2 separate regions of the Mus musculus genome follow, and region 2 is linked to region 1. Evidence: chromatin loops called from intact Hi-C (ENCODE). Cell type or tissue: gastrocnemius. All regions are shown on one strand.

What was found. Peaks named below come from ENCODE experiments on the same cell type or tissue, not always from the same donor. Only the 100,000 strongest peaks of a DNase experiment are listed, where the experiment ranks them.
Region 2: it touches region 1 in a loop (5-fold over the local background); 21 of 42 quality-filtered maps call a loop at or near these places.

The regions. Positions count from the first base shown.
Region 1 is chr7:120,822,402-120,824,901 of GRCm38, reverse strand. It overlaps Gm5737 (predicted gene 5737), which reads right to left. Exons shown (of 12, transcript NM_001370881.1): 9 at 1,565-1,630. Among named protein-coding and RNA genes, the nearest start is that of n-TLtag1, 12 kb to the left of the region's middle. In gastrocnemius, a CTCF peak has its summit at 1,398 (motif pointing right); a DNase peak (open chromatin) is centred at 1,412; H3K27ac peaks cover 290 bases.
Region 2 is chr7:120,753,792-120,756,291 of GRCm38, reverse strand. All of the region lies in intron 3 of Vwa3a (von Willebrand factor A domain containing 3A), which reads right to left. Among named protein-coding and RNA genes, the nearest start is that of Vwa3a, 15 kb to the right of the region's middle. In gastrocnemius, a CTCF peak has its summit at 1,424 (motif pointing right); a DNase peak (open chromatin) is centred at 1,421; H3K4me3 peaks cover 430 bases.

The sequences.
Region 1 (2,500 bases):
CTCTGACCCTAGCAGGCACGTGTGCTTACATACATGTGCACTTGTATACACAGGTGCAGACATACACATATCACAGAAAAAGGAAAGGAATGAAGTCTCTACCTAATACATGTCACAACGTGGATCAACCATGGAAACTAAGGGGGAAGAAGCCAGACAAAGGCCACTCCTCCCATGAAACAGCCAACATAGGCAGGGCAGTTGAGAGAAAGACTCACGTTGCCTGTGGTGGGTTGGGCTTGAGGGTAAATTGATACAGGGCCACGTTGCCAACAAGAGAGGCCTGCTTTACTTTTCTGAAGATGAAGACCTATTCTAAACTTAATTATGGTAATGGTTGTAAAACTCAGACTATAATTTAAAAAAGAAAACTATGTTGAATTGTATCCTTTCTGTAGGTGGATTGCATAACTTGTAAGTTATATCTGAATAAAAGTACTTTTTAACATAAAAAATTACAAAAAAACCCTCTACATGTATGAGTGTTTGTTTTTTTAAAATTTATTATTTTTATTTTATGTTCATTGGTGGGTTTTTTTTTTTTTCGAGACAGGATTTCTTTTTTGTTTGTTTGTTTGTTTTGAGACAGGGTTTCTCTGTGTAGCCTTGGCTGTCCTGGAACTCACTTTGTAGACCAGGCTGACCTTGAACTCAGAAATTCTCCTGCCTCTGCCTCCCAAGTGCTGGGATTAAAGGCGTGTGCCACCACATCTGGCTGTTCATTGGTGTTTTGACTGCTTGTATGTCTGTGTGAGGGTGTTGGACCCCTTGGATCAGGAGTTACAGACAGTTGTATGCAGCCATGTGTGTGCTGGGAATTGAACCCAGCTCTCCAGCTCCCATGTAGGGAGGCGTGTTTTGCTTGTGTGTATGACTGGTGCTTGCGGAGGCTAGAAGAGAGCATGGGATCCTTTGGGACTGGTGTTACAGATGGTTGCTAGCTGCCATGTGGTGATGGGCCTTAAACCCAGGTCCCTGGAAGAGCAGCCATCGCTCATAACCATTGAGCCATCTCTCCAGCCCCTGGAAATGCTCTTTAAATAGAGCAAACCAGAGCTGCCACTGGCCCAGCAGGACACGATAACCCCTATACCTCTACCCAGGTTTCTGTGCTCACTTTCCAGATGGGCCTGGTCCAAAGGAGACTGTGGGTTGTTGAACGAGGTCAGGGGTCTCAGAGACCAAACTCCCTCCTCCCTCTAGGATCTGGTGACCACATACCTGCCTAGGGATTTCAAGCAACCTCCCCTTTCAGTGTAGGACCACTTGTTTTAGCAAGGGCCCTGGATTCCATCGAAAAAAAGAAATGACATTAGATTCACAGGCCAGAATCAGTGCAAATCAGGAGGCAATTATAGAAAGGTCAGTGTCAAAAGCAGGAACACATGGTTCCACTAGGGGGCAGTCACAGCCCAGCTTCGGCTCTCCCAGTGCCATTCAGGCACGTGCCAAAAGGGTTGGCTTTCTAAGGTAAATTCATGGTTTTGGTGGAAGGAAAGGATACAAGGACAGAGGGTGGGGTTGAGAGACTCACTCTGGGCTAGGGGTCGGGGAGAACACCTACCAGTGGGGCCATCCACTCAAAGAGGTTGACACTCTCCCCATCATTGATGTAGTATGCTTGCCCGCTCTGAGGGTGACAGGAGGGAAGAGGTACAGTCAGGTGTCTGCCCACAGCCTGATCCCCTCTTTCTCCTGGCTCCTGGAAGCTCCTTCGGCCCTCTTGTCCCCCTAAGCAGTTCTGGGAAGAGACCTGGACAACACCTTAGTAAAGCAGTATGTGGTTTGACAACGCTAAAGAAAGACAGGGTAACTCTCTATGAAGAGCTGTAATTGGCTTGGCAGAAATGATGGTATTCTAAAGAGACATGGATGTTGTGGGCCTGGTGTCTGTCAATCTGACTATCAGACTATTCAAACAATAGACACCCCCCCCCAAAAAAAAGAGAATTTCTTTAGGGTACTCATATTGGGAAACTGGAAGGGCCCTAGCCAGAGGGGAGTTTATCTCCTTTCATTCAATTGTAACAACTACTCAGACCACCTAACAGTTGAGGACTAAGCCCACTTAGTGACCTTGAGCAGGACTGTGGAAACGTGCATATTCCAGGGACTCTATTTAAACTTTAATCTCACTTCAGGACCCCAAGACAGACTGGAGGGATCACTGGGTCCTTTTAACTCTTGTTTTTCAAGACAGGGTTTCTCTGTGTAGCCCTGACTGTCTTGGAACTCGCTCTGTAGATCAGGCTGGCCTCGAACTCAAAAGATTCATGTGCCCCTGCTTCCTGAGGGCTGGGCTAATTTGATTCTTATAATTGGCTTCTGAAGGATTGACTTTGGCCCCGAGTTTGGTAATAGGGTGACCACCCTGACAAGCTGTGTGACTCCGAAGGACTCACAGGACCTCACTGTACTTCATTTTCTTCAGCAAGATGAGTATCATGAGGACTGTGACATGCTTCCGTTGGAAGCTGTGATGTCACAGGGTCACGGTGAG
Region 2 (2,500 bases), 69 kb after region 1:
CAATACTCAGATACAGCTACACCATACACACTCCACACACAGATACAGATACACACATATATACACTCCACACACAGATACAGATAGATACATACTCACACTCCACACACAGATTCAGATAGACACACACACACTATACACACACACACACAGACACACACTGTACACACAGACACACACACACACTGTACACATACATACACACACTCTACACACACACACACTCTACACACACACACACACACACACAGTAGCATCTGATGACTATGGAAATGGCCTGTCAAGCTTACCCTTGACACCCTTGGTGGCCCATCGTTGGACTTGGGTATATCAGGGTTTTCACTGTTGTGGGCAAGTGGGCTGACTGAAGGCACAAAGCTGTCTACTGCAGTGGGATGAGCCACTCTGCAGAGGACAGAAGACACGGGATGAAAAGGCCGGAAGAGTGCACACGTGGGCCTGTCTGTGCCTCAGCTTTCTTGCAGGCACTTCACTCTCCTTAACTAACTGTGTGAGGGGCAGGTGATGCTAGGATGTGACCTGCAGCACCTACAGTTCTCAACAATGCTTTCGGTTTTCCCTCGATTTGGTTATAAGCAGAGCTGTCACAAAACAAAGGCCTTGAAAACAAAGGCTGCTAGGGCTCCTGTACTGGTGTTGCTCACCTCACATTCCTTGCCCAGGACCAGATTTCAGGAAGAATATGTGTCAGGATATGTGAACTGTCTGATTTCAGGAAGAAATTAGCACTTGCTCAGGATATGTGAACACACACTCCTAATTACTGCAAACACTAACACAGTGCCTAGGCTATGCCGAGCACTTTCTATATAGTAGTTCTGTAACCCCATGAGACCGACACTTTTCTGCCGAGGAAGCTGAGGATTAAGTGATTTGGCCAAGATCGCACAGCTAATGGACCGCGATGGAGCTGGGATTCATCGAAAAAGCTCTGTCAAGTCAAGCTTGTAACCAAACACTACACTGATTTTCTGAATGAGCACGAACCGTAGTTCTCGGCACAAGAGACTGTCTCATTAAATGACTTAATGCTGTGACTACCTGTCCCGCCTTTGAGAGGCTTGCTGCCAGGCACCAGTCTTTTTCTTTCTTTCTTTCTTTCTTTCTTTCTTTCTTTCTTTCTTTCTTTCTTTCTTTCTTTCTTTCTTTCTTTCTTTCTTTCTTCCTTCCTTCCTTCCTTCCTTCCTTCCTTCCTTCTTCTTTCTTTCTTTCTTTCTTTCTTTCTTTCTTTCTTTCTTTCTTTCTTTCTTTCTTTCTTTCTTTCTTTTCTTTTCTTTTCTTTCTTTTTTTTTTTTTTTGGTTTTTCGAAAGAGGGTTTCTCTGTGTAGCCCTGGCTGTCCAGGCACCAGTCTTAACCACCCGCTTCAGGAAACAAGGCTCTGCATCCTGTGGCCACTAGGTGGCGCTGCCCTCTTCCAGGATACTGTGTGCGCAACACTAATCACGCACCCTTTTTCCATTTTGCACTTGAAATAGTGTGTCATGTTTCAGCCTGTGGCTTTTGCCCTGCAGATATCTGAGAGAGTCCATTTCTACACACATCACCTTTGACACTGAGGGCCCTCCTGCTCTTCTGCAAAAGTGGGCATTTAAAATTTTTAAGTTATATATATATATATATATATATATATATATACATATATATATATATATATATATATAACTTAAAAATGTGTGTGTGTATGTGTGTGTGTGTGTGTATATATATATATACACACACACACATATATATACACACACATATATATATACATATATATGTATATGTATATATGTGTGTGTATATATATACAAATATACATACATATATAAATTTTATTAAGAGGTTTTCATACAGTATAAAATATATATTATATGTGTATAATATTTATATATATTGTATGGAAATTATGTATATATATATATGTGTGTGTGTGTGTGTTGTTTATATACACACACATATAAACATATACTTTTCTAGACAGGGCTTTTTTGTGTAGCCCTGGCTGTCCTGGAACTCACTATGTAGACCAAGATAGCCTTGAACTCACACAGTGCTCTGAATGTCAAAGTGAAGAAATTCAATGAAGCGCGGGTAAACGGCAGGAGTAACTATGACTCTCTTAAGGTAGCCAAATGCCTTGTCATCTAATTAGTGACGCGCATGAATGGATGAACGAGATTCTCACTGTCCCTACCTACTACCCAGCGAAACCACAGCCAAGGGAACGGGCTTGGCGGAATCAGCAGGGAAAGAAGACCCTGTTGAGCTTGACTCTAGTCTGGCACAGTCTACCTGCCTCTTACTCCTGAGTGCTGGCATTAAAGGCATGTACCAATATGTCTAGCCCATACAATATATTTTTATCATGTTTTTCTCCAACTCCTCCCAGATCCCTCAGCCCCCGACCTTATGCTCTTTTTCTCTCTCCCCTGAAATACTCCTAGAGAAAACTGATCTTCTTTCTGCTTGTGGGTACCAACAGTGAGTAGCTTCTTC